Linked DNA regions of Homo sapiens: region 2 is linked to region 1. A link is a loop called in an ENCODE intact Hi-C map of the cell type or tissue named here. Cell type or tissue: dorsolateral prefrontal cortex. All regions are shown on one strand. Each heading gives the region's core, and the rest is flanking DNA. Links, peaks and the distances in the headings are about the cores only.

What was found. Hi-C counts contacts between places; a loop is a spot of excess contacts. Peaks named below come from ENCODE experiments on the same cell type or tissue, not always from the same donor. Only the 100,000 strongest peaks of a DNase experiment are listed, where the experiment ranks them.
Region 2: a loop joins it to region 1, with 1.0 times the contacts of the local background. A loop is called at or near these places in 2 of 110 quality-filtered maps.

Annotation. Positions count from the first base shown.
Region 1 is chr20:29,259,111-29,265,238 of GRCh38, reverse strand. No RefSeq gene overlaps it. Among named protein-coding and RNA genes, the nearest start is that of FAM242B, 290 kb to the left of the region's middle. In dorsolateral prefrontal cortex, for the core only: no CTCF peak of the experiment used is centred there; no DNase peak of the experiment used is centred there.
Region 2 is chr20:29,882,017-29,888,144 of GRCh38, reverse strand. No RefSeq gene overlaps it. Among named protein-coding and RNA genes, the nearest start is that of FAM242B, 340 kb to the right of the region's middle. In dorsolateral prefrontal cortex, for the core only: no CTCF peak of the experiment used is centred there; a DNase peak (open chromatin) is centred at 3,514.

The sequences.
Region 1 (6,128 bases), core at 576-5,575:
AGTTTTTATGTGAAGATATTTCCTTTGCCACCATAGACCTCAAAGCACTCCAAATACCAATTTGGAGTTTCTACAAAAAGAGTGTTTCCAAACTGCTCAATCAAAAGAAAGGCTCAACTCTGTGAGATAAATGCACACATCACAAACAAGTTTGTCAGAATGCTTCTGTCTAGTTTTTCTTTGAAGATATTTTCTTTTCTACCATAGACCGCAAAGCGCTCCAAATATTCACTTGCGGATTATACAAAAAGTGTGTTTCAAAACTGCTCAATCAAAAGAAAGATTCAACTCTATGACACGAATGGACACATCACAAAGAATTTCTCAGAATGGTGCTGTCTAGTTTTTATTTGAAGATATTTTCTTTTCCACCATAGGCCGCTAAGGTCTCCAAATATTCACTTGCAGATTCTACAAAAAGAGTGCTTCAAAAGTACTGAATCAAAAGAAATTTTCAACTCGGTGAGATGAATGCACACATCAAAAAGAAGTTTCTCAGAATGCTTCTGTCTAGTTTTTATGTGAAGATATTTCCTTTTCCACCTTAGGCCAAAAACCACTCCAAATATCCACTTGTAGATTCTACAAAAAGAGTGTTTCAAAACTGCTCAGTCAAAAGAAAGTTTCAACTCTATGAGTTCAATGCAGACATAACAAAGAAGTTCCTCAGAATGCTTCTGTCTTGTTTTTATGTGAAGATATTTCCTTTTCCACAATAGTCCACAAAGTGCTCCAAATATCCACTTTCACATTCTACAAAAGGAGTGTTTCAAAACTGCTCAATCGAAAGAAAGATTCAACACTTTGAGATGAATGCACACATAACAAAGTAGTTTCTCAGAATCCTTCTGTCTAGTTTTTACGTGAAGATATTTCCTTTTCCACCATAGGCCCCAAAGAGCTCCAAATATCCACTTGCAGATTCTACAAAAGGAGTGTTTCAAAACTGCTCTATCAAAAGAATTTTTCAACTCTTTGAGATGAACGCACACATCACAAAGAACTTTCTCAGAATGCTTCTGTCTAGTTTTTATGTGAAGATATTTCCTTTTCCACCAAAGACCTCAAAGAGCCCCAAATATCCCCATGCAGATACTTCAAAAACAGAGTTTCAAAACTGTTCAATGAAAAGAAAGGTTCAACTCTGTGAGATGAATGCACGCATCACACAGAAGTTTCTCAGAATGCTTCTGTCTAGTTTTTATGTGAAGATATTTCCTTTTCCACCACATACCACAAAGGGCTCCAAATACCCACTTGCAGATTGTACAAAAAGAGTGTTTCAAAACTACTCAATCAAAAGGAAGTTTCACCTCTGTGAGATGAATGCATACATCACAATACAGTTTCTCAGAGTGCTTCTGTCTAGCATTTATACGAAAATATTTCCTTTTCCCCCATAGGCTGCAAAGCGCTCCAAATATACATTTGCAGATTCCACAAAAAGTGTGTTTCAAAACTGCTCAATCAAAAGAAAGGTACAACTCTGTGAGATGAATGCACGCATCACAAAGAAGTTACTCGGAATGCTTCTGTCTAGCTTTTATGTGACGATATTTCCTTTTCCACCATAGGCCCCAAACCACTCCAATTATCTGCTAGCAGATACTAAAAAAAAGTGTTTCCAACCTGCTCAAAAAAAGCAAGGTTGAATTCTGTGAGATGAACGCACACATCACAAAGAAGTTTCTGAGAATGCTTCTGTCTAGTTTTTATGTGAAGGTATTTCCTTTTCCACCATTGGCCGCAAAGTGCTCCAAATATACACTTGCAGATTCTACAAAAAGAGTGTTTCAAAACTGAACCATCAAAAGAAAGGTTTAACACTATGAGATGAATGCACACATCACAAAGATGTATCTCAGAATGCTTCTGTCTAGTTTTTATGTGAAGATATTTCCTTTTCCACCATAGGACTCAAAGAACTCTAAATCTCCACTTGTAGATTCTACAAACAGAGGGTTTCAAAACTGCTCAATGAAAAGAAAGGTTCAACTCTGCGAGATGAATGCACACCTCACAGAGAAGTTTCTCAGAATTCTTCTGTGACGTTTTTATGTGAAGATAATGCTTTTCAACCATAGGCCTCAAAGCGCTCCATATATCCAATTGCAGATTCCACAAAAAGAGTGTTTCAAAACTGTTCAATTAAAAGAAAGGTTCAACTCTGTGAGATGAATGCACACATCACAAAGAGGTTTCTCAGAATGTTTCTGCCTAGTTTTTATGCGAAGATAGTTCCTTTTCTACCATAGGCTGCAAAGTGCTCCAAATACACACTTGCAGATTCTACATCAAGAGTTTTTCAAAACTGCTCAATCAAAAGAAAGGTTCAACTCTGTGAGATGAATGTATACATCACAAAGTAGTTTCTCAGAATGCTTCTGTTTTTGTGTGAAGATATTTCCCTTTTCACCATAGGCCACTAAGCATCCCAAATATCTACTGGCAGTTTCTACAAAAGAGTGTTTCAAAACTGCTCAATCAAAAGAAAGACTCAACTCTGTGAGATGCATGCACACATCACAAAGTAGTTTCTCAGAGTGCTTCTGTCTAGTTTTTATGTGAAGATATTTCCTTTTCCACCATAGGCCTCAAAATGCTCCAAATATTCACTTGCAGATTCCACAAAAAGAGTGTTTCAAAACTGCTCAATAAAAAGACAGGTTCAACTCTGTGAGATGAATTCACACATCACAAAGAAGTTTCCCAGAATACTTCTGTCTAGTTTTTATATGAAGGTATTGCCTTTTATGCCATAGGCTGCAAATCATGCCAAATATCCACTTGCAGATTCTACAAAAAGAGTGTTTCTTAACTGCTCAATTAAAACAAAGGTTCAACTTTGTGCGATGAATGCGTACATTACAAGGAAGTTTCACAGAATGCTTCTGCCTAGTTTTTATGTAAAGATATTTCCTTTTCCACCATAGTCCTCAAAACCCTTCAAATATCCATTTACAGATTCTCCAAAAGAAGGTTTCCAAACTGCTCAATCAAAAGATAGGTTAAACACTGTGGGATGAATGCACACATCACAAAGAAGTTTCTCAGAATGCTTCTATCTACTTTTTATGTGAAGATATTTTCTTTTACACCATAGGCTGCAAATCGCTCCAAATATCCAATACCAGACTCTAGAAAAGTAGTGTTGCAAACTGCTCAATCAAAAGAAAGTTTCACCTTTGTGTAATGAATGCACACATCACAAAGAAGTTTCTCAGAATGCTTCTGTCTGGTTTTTATGGGAAGATATTTCCTTTTCCACCATAGGCCACAAAGCGCTCCAAATATCCTCTTGCAGGTTCTACAAAGAGAGTGTTTCAAAACTGCTCCATCAAAAGAAATGTACAACTCTGTGAGATGAACGCACACATCACAAAGAAGTTTCTCAGAATGATCTGTCTAGTTTTTATGTGAAGATATTTCCTTTTCCACTAAGGGCCTCAAAGTGCTCCAAATATCCACTTGCAGATTGTACAAAAAGAGTGTCTCAAAACTGTTCATTTAAAAGAAATGTTCACCTCTGTGAGATGAATGCACACATCACAAAGAAGTTTCTCAGAATGCTTCTGTATAGTTTTTATGTGAAGATATTTCCTTTTCCACTGGTGGACGCAAAGCTCTCCAAATACCCACTTGCAGATTCTACAAAAAGACTGTATCGAAACTTTTCAACCAAAAGGAAGGTTCAACCCTGTGTGTCAGGCAGACACCACAAAGAAGTTTCTCAGAATGCTTCTGTCTAGATTTATGTGAAGATACTTCCTTTTCCACCATAGGGCTCAAAGCACACCAAATATCCACTTGCAGATTCTACAAAAATAGTGTTTCAAAACTGCTCAATCAAAAGAAAGGTTCAACTCTGTAAGATGAATTCACACATAACAATGTAGTTCCTAAGAATGCTTCTGTCTACTTTTTATGTGAAGATATTTCCTTTTCTACTACAGGCCACAAAGCGCTCCAAAGATCCACTTGCAGATTCTTCAAAAAGAGTGATGCAAAACTGCTCAGTCAAAAGAAATGTTCAGCTCTGTTAGATGAATGCATACATCACAAAGAAGTTTCTCAGAATGCTTCCATTAGTTTTTATGTTAAGATATTACTTTTTCCACCATGGGCCTCAAAACGCTCCAAATATCAACTTGCATATTCTACAAAAAGAGCGTCTCGAAACTGCTCAAACAAAAGAAAGTTTCAACTCTTTGAGATGAATGCACACATCAGAAGAAGTTTCTCAGAATGTTTTTGTGCAGTTTTTATGTGAGGATACTTTCTTTTCCACAATAGGTCTCAAAGCAATTCAAATATCCACTTGCAGATACTATAAAAAGAGTGTTTCAAAACTGCTCAATCAAAAGAAAGGTTCAACTCAGTGAGATGATTGCACACAACACCAAGAAGTTTCTCAGAATGCTACTGTGTAGTTTACATGTGAAGATATTTCCTTTTACAATATAGGCCGGAAAGAGCTCCAAATATCCACTCGCAGATTCTACAAAAAGAGAGATTCAAAATGGCTCAATCAAAAGATAGGTTCAACACTGTGAGTTGAATCCACACATAACGAAGTAGTTTATCAGAATGCTTCTGTATAGTTTTTAAGTGAAGATATTTCCTTTTCCACCATAGTCCTCAAAGTGCTCCTAATATCCACTTGCAGATTCTACAAAAAGAGTGTTTCAAAACTGCTCAATGAAATGAAAGTTTGAACTCTGTGAGGTGAATGCACACATCACAAAGAAGTTTCTCAGAATGCTTCTGTTTAGTATTTATGTGAAGATATTTCTTTTTCCACGATAGGACTCAAAGCTCTTCAAATATCCACTTGCAGAGTCTATAAAAAGAGTGTTTCAAAACTGCTGAATCAAAAGAAAGGTTCAACCCTGTGAGATGAATGCACACATCACAAAGTAGTTTCTCAGAACGCTTCTGTGTAGTTTTTATGTGAAGATATTTTTTTTCCACCAGAGGCCGCAAAGGGCTCTAAATAGCCACTTGCAGATACCACAAAAACAGAGACTCAAAACTGCTCAATCAAAAGATAGGTTGAACTCGATGATTTCAATACACATATCACAAAGAAGTTTCTGAGAATGCTTCTGTGTAGTTTATATGTGAAGATATTTCCTTTTACAAAATAGGCTGGAAAGAGGTCCAAATATCCACTTGCAGATTCTACAAAAAGAGAGATTCAAAATGGCTCAATCAAAAGATAGGTTCAACTCTGTGAGTTGAATCCACACATAACAAAGTAGTTTATCAGAATGCTTCTGTATAGTTTTTAAGTGAAGATCTTTCCTTTTCCACCATAAGCCTCAAAGCGCTCCAAATATCCACTTCCAGATAGTACTAAAAGAGCGTTTCCAAACTGCTCTATCAAAAGAAGAGTTCCACTCTGTGAGACGAATGCACACATGACAAAGTAGTTTCTGAGAATGCTTCTGTGTAGTTTTTATGTGAAGATATTTCCTTTTCCACAATAGACCTCAAAGTTCTCTAAATATCCACTTGCAGATTCTACAAAAAGAGAGTTTCAAAACTCCTCAATCAAATGAAATGTTCAACTCTGTGAGATGAATGCACACATTCAAAGAAGCTTCTCAAAATTCTTCTGTGTAGTTTTATGGGAAGATATTTCATTTTCCATCATTATCCACAAAGGGCTCCAAATAATCACATGCAGTTTCTACAAAAAGAGAGTTTCAAAACTGCTCTATCAAAAGATAAGTTCAACTCCAAGAGTTGAATGCATACATCACAAACAAATTTCTCAGAATGCTTCTGTGCAGTTTTTATGTGAAAACATTTCCTTTTCCAGCATTGGCTTCATAGGGCTCCAAATATCCACTTGCAGATTCTACATGAAGATTGTTTGGAAACTGCACAATCAAAAGATAGGTTCAACTCTGTGAGATGAATGCACACATCACAAAGAAGTTTCTCAGGATGCTTCTGTGAAGTTTTTATGTGAAGATATTTCCTTTTCCACCATAGGCCACAAAGGGATCCAAATATCCACTTGCAGATTCCCTAAAAAAAGACTTTCAAAACTTCTCTATCAAGAGATAGGTTCAACTCTGCGAGTTGAATAGACATATCACAAGGAAGTTTCTCAGGAAGTT
Region 2 (6,128 bases), core at 694-5,693, 620 kb before region 1:
GTGGAATAGGAAATATCTTTACACAAAAACTAGACAGTAGCATTCTGCGAAACTTCTTAGGGATATGTGTGTTCATTTCACAGAGTTGAACCTTTGTTTTGATTGAGCAGTTTAGAAAAACTCTTTTTGTAAAATCTGCAATATTTGAAGCATTTTGAGGTGTATGGTGGAAAAGGAAATATCTTCACATAAAAACTAGACAGAAGAATTCTGAGAAACTTCTTTGTGATGTGTGCATTCATCTCACAGAATTGAACCTTTCTTTTGATTGAGCAGTTTTGAAACACTCTTTTTGTAGAATCTGCTTTGGATATTTGGAGCGCTTTGGGGCCTATGGTGGAAAAGAAAATATCTTCACATAAAAACTAGACAGAAGCATTCTGAGAATCTTCTTTGTGATGTGTGCATTCAACTCACAGAGTTGAACTTTTCTTCTGATTGAGCAGTTTTTAAACACTCTTTTTGTACAATCTGCATGTGGATATTTGGTTCGCTTTGGGGTCTATGGTGGAAAAGGAAATATCTTCACATAAAAACTAGACAGACGCATTCTGAGAAACTTCCTTGTGATGTGTGCATTCACCTCACAGAACTGAAAAGTTCTTTTGATTGAGCAGTTTTGAAACACACCTTTTGTAAAATCTGCAAGTGTATATTTAGAGTGCTTTGCAGCCTACGGTGGAAAAGGAAATATCTTCATATAAAAACTAGACAGAAGCATTCTGAGAGAAAATTATTTGTAATGTGTGCATTCAACTCACAGAGTTGAAACTTTCTTTTGATGGAGCATTTTTGAAACACTCATTTTGTGGAATCTGCAAGTGGATATTTGGAATGCTTTTCAGCTTAGGGTGGAAAAGGAAAAATCTTCATATAAAAAGTAGGCAGAAGCATTCTGAGAAACTTATTTGTGATGTGTGCAGTCAACTCACACAGTTGAACATTTCTTTTCATTGAGCATTTTGGAAACACTCTTTTTGTAGAATCTGCAAGTGGATATTTGGAGTGCTACATTGCATGTGGTGGAAAAGGAAATACCTTCACATAAAAACTAGACAGAAGCGTTCTGAGAAACGTCTTTGTGGTGCATGCTTTCAACTCACAGGCTTGAGCCTCTTTTGATTTCGCATTTTTCAAACACTCTTTTTGTAGAATCTGCAAATGGAGATTTGGAGAGATTTGAGACCTATGGTGGAATAGGAAATATCTTCACAGAAAAACTAGACAGTAGCATTGTGAGAAACACCTTTCTGATATGTGCATTCATTTCACAGAGTTGAACATTTCTTTTCAGTGAGCAGTTGTGAAACACTCTTTTTGCAGAATCTGCATGTGGGTATTTGGAGCGCTTTGCACCCTATGGTGGAAAAGGAAGATTCTTCACATAAAAGCTAGACAGAAGCATCTGAGGAACTTCTTTGTGATATGTCCATTCATCTTACAGAGTTGAAGCTTTCTTTCAATTCAGCAGTTTTGAAACAATCTTTTTGTAGAATCTGCAAGTGGATAATTGGGACGCTTTGGGGCCTATGTTGGAAAAGGAAATATCTTCATATAAAAACTAGATAGAAGCATTCTTAGAAACTTCTTTGTGAGGTGTACATTCATCTCACAGAGTGGAACCTTTCTTTTGATTGAGCAGTTTAGAAATACTCTTTTTGTAGAACCTGCAATAGGTAATTGGAGCACTTTGAGGCGTATGGTGGAAAAGGAAATATCTTAAAATAAAAACTAGACAGAAGCATTCTGGGAAACTTCTTTGTGATGCGTGCATTCATCTCACAGAGTTGAACCTTTCTTTTGAATGAGCAGTTTTGAAACACTCTTTTTGTCGAATCTGCTTTGGATATTTGGAGCACTTTGGGGCCTATGGTGAAAAAGGAAATATCTTCACATAAAAACTACACAGAAGAATTTTGAGAATCTTCTTTGTGAGGTGTGTGTTCATCACACAGAGTTGAACTTTTCTTTTGATTGAGCAGTTTGGAAACACTCTTTTTGTGGTATCTGAAAGTGGATATTTGGAGCGCTTTGTGGCCTATGGTGGAAAAGGAAATATCTTCATATAAAAACTAGACAGAGGCATTCTGAGAAGCTGTTTTCTGATGTGGGCATTCATCCCACAGAGTTGAACTTTTCTTTTGATTGAGAAGTATTGAAACTCTTTTTTTGTAGAATTTGCAAGTGGATACTTGGAGGGCTTTGAGGCCTATGGTGGAAAAGGAAATATCTTCACATAAAAACTAGAAAGAAGCATTCTGAGAAATTTCCTTGTGATGTGTGCATTCAAATGACAGAGTTGAACTATTCTTTTGATTGAGCAGTGTGGAGACAGTCTTTTGGTAGTATCTGAAAATGGATATTAGGAGTGCTTTGAGTCCTATAGAGTAGAAGGAAATATCTTCATATAAAAACTAATCAGAAGCATTCTGAGAAACTTCTTTGTGATGGGTGCATTCATCACACAGAGTTGAACCTTTCTTTTGATTGAGCATTTTTGAAAAACTCTTTTTGTATAATCTGCAAGTGCATATTTGCAGCACTTTGAGGCCCTTGGTGGAAAAGGAAATATCTTCACATAAAAACTAGACAGATCATTCTGAGAAACTTCTTTGTGATGTGTGCGTTCATCTCACAGAGTTGTACATTTCTTTTGATGGAGCAGTTTTGAAACACTCTCTTTGTAGAACCTGCAAGAGGATATTTGGAGCGCTTTGTGGCCTATGGTGGAAAAGGAAATATCTTCCCATAAAAACCAGACAGAAGCATTCTGAGAAACTTCTTTGTGATGTGTGCATTCATTACACAAAGGTGAAACTTTCTTTTGATTGAGCAGTTTGCAACACTACTTTTCTAGAGTCTGGTATTGGATATTTGGAGCGATTTGCAGCCTATGGTGTAAAAGAAAATATCTTCACATAAAAAGTAGATAGAAGCATTCTGAGAAACATCTTTGTGATGTGTGCATTCATCCCACAGTGTTTAACCTATCTTTTGATTGAGCAGTTTGGAAACCTTCTTTTGGAGAATCTGTAAATGGATATTTGAAGGGTTTTGAGGACTATGGTGGAAAAGGAAATATCTTTACATAAAAACTAGGCAGAAGCATTCTGTGAAACTTCCTTGTAATGTACGCATTCATCGCACAAAGTTGAACCTTTGTTTTAATTGAGCAGTTAAGAAACACTCTTTTTGTAGAATCTGCAAGTGGATATTTGGCATGATTTGCAGCCTATGGCTTAAAAGGCAATACCTTCATATAAAAACTAGACAGAAGTATTCTGGGAAACTTCTNNNNNNNNNNNNNNNNNNNNNNNNNNNNNNNNNNNNNNNNNNNNNNNNNNNNNNNNNNNNNNNNNNNNNNNNNNNNNNNNNNNNNNNNNNNNNNNNNNNNCATGCTTGTTAAGAGTCATCATTACTCCCTACTCTCAAGTACCCAGAGACACAAAACACTGCGGAAGGCCACAGGGACCTCTGCCTAGGAAAGCCAGGTATTGTCCAAGGTTTCTCCCCATGCAATAGTCTGAAATATGGTCTCATGGGAAGGGAAAGACCTGACCATCCCCCAGCCTGACACCGATAAAGGGTCTGTGCTGGGGAGGATTAGTAAAAGAGGAAGGCCTCTTTGCAGTTGAGATAAGAGGAAGGCATCTGTCTCCTGCTAGTCCCTGGGCAATGGAATGTCTTGGTGTAAAGCCCAGTTGTATATTTCATCTACTGAGATAGGGGAAAAATGCCTTAGGGCTGGAGGTGGGACATGCTGGCAACAATACTGCTCTTTAAGGCATTGAGAGATTTATGTATATGAACGTCAAAAGCACAGCACTTTTTTCTTTACCTTGTTTATGATGCAGAGACATTTGTTCATATGTTTTCCTGCTGACCTTCTCTCCGCTATTACCCTATTGTCCTGCCACATCCCCCTCTCTGAGAAACGTCCGATAATGATCAATAAATACTAAGGGAACTGAGAGACTGGTGACGGCGTGGGTCCTCCGTATGCTGAGCGCCGTTCCCCTGGGCCCATTTTTCTTTCTCTATACTTTGTGTCTGTGTCTCTTTTCTAAAGTCTCTTGTTACACCCAACGAGAAACGCCCACAAGTGTGGAGGGGCAGGCCACCCCTTCACGTGTGCACATGGTGTGTGTGCTGTTTATGTGGTGTCTGTGTGTGGGGTGTGTGTGCGTGTGCACATGGTGTGGTGTGTGCAGTGTGTGTTATGAGTGACTGCTTCTCTTAGCATGTGGACATCAGTCTTCCAGACCAGCTTTCTCCATGTGTCTGGGAACATAAGAAACAAGTTTCTGCAATAATTGTTACACAGCTTTTCCAGAGAGTTACCAAATCTCTGTCGTGAGTGGGTATCTGCATCATTGCAGGAGGGAATGTGATGTCCTGGCTTGGCTCACACCCTCTGAGGGCTTAGGCAGGGTTCCTGCTGGATCCCTCACTGTGGCCAGAGAGGAAGGGCTCTGTTTCACCACAGGGCACCAGAAGAGGACTGGTGCGTGGGAAGACCAGGTAATCATAATGGTATTAATAATAGTGGTAATAATACTGTTTTATACATTGTATATGTCATAAGGATTTTAACTTTCATCTAATATAATTGTTGTAAAAATTTCCCCAGTTTGTTTTGTGCTATTTACTTGGTGTTGAAATGTGTAAGAATTTACGTTCTAGGTACGTTAGGTTTATCCCTTTTTATATAGTTTCTGTTTGCAGTTTTGATTTTAGAAGACATTCATTCATTCTCAAGGTCATAAAACACAGGTACATCTAATTTTATTTTCTCTCTTTTTTTTTTTTTTTTTACATTTAATACTGGAATTAACTTTTATGTAAGTTGTGGGACCAGGATTCAATTCTATCATTTTATATTCTCAAATCATTACCCAATATTTTAACATCATAAATGCAAAAATCGCTCTGTTTTGTGGGTTTAAATTATTACCCTGTTACTAGATAAAATTACACTCAATTTCTGTGTTTTTGATTCTCTTTCATTAATGTGTTTATTTTTGTGCCATTTCAAATTTGTTTAATTTTGAATACTAATAACAATCTTAAATATCTTATAGTAAATTTTATAAAATTGGCTCTCATGTGTGTTCAATATGTGGATTTAAAATAACATTTTCTTCTTCGAAAATATTTTTCTTGGAATTTTTATTGGAATTTGAGCATATTTTTAAATGATTTACAGCAAACTAAAGAGTTAATATTATTGAGTTCTCTCATCCAGAATGTGACATGCAAATTCCTCAAAACTCCTTTAATGCCATTTAGTCAAAATTAATATGTTAAATCAATATAAATTAATATAAATGAGTATAACTAATGATTAAAATAAATTAATGTGTTTGGCTCCACGTTTCTGTCTTCTGCCTTCTATCACTGATGTTTTTTATTCCTATCCTTGTTGTTTTCTATAGTTTCTTTTATTATGTATTTTTCTATCTTGTGATTTGAAAACTATATGACACATTGTAATGTTTTAATTTTTCTAATTTTTTGCTCTTAATTTTAACTAATTTTATTTTTTAGAGAAGTGCAGGTTCACAGCTAAATGGAGCAGAGAGTACAGACTTCTCATATGTCCCTTTCCCCACACACAGCCTCCCCACTACAGCTTCCTGCCTCACAGGAGCACACCTGTGACAACCAGGAACCTATCTTGACCCTTCAGTATCACTCAAAGTTTACAGTGCACATTCATACTTATTTACTCTTCACATTGTACTTTCTGAGTCTTGACAAAAGTATAATGGCAATGGGATATTATTCACCGCTAACAGGAGATGATCTATCAAGCCACAAAAAAATACATGGAGGAAACTTAAATGCATATTGCTAAAAGAAGAAGCCAATCCGAAAAGTCTACGTACTGTTCGATTCCAATTATATGACGTTCTGGAAACGGTGAAACTATGGGAACAGTAGAAAGATCAGTGGTTGCCATGGACCAAGGGGAAGGAAGAGATGATACACAGAGCACAGAGAATCTTCACGGCAGTAAAACCATTCTGTATGATACTGTAATGGTAGATATATACATTTGTAAAAATCTATCTTAATTTTAATCTTTTAAATTACGTTTGTTCTTTTTTTTTTTTTTTTGATGGAAT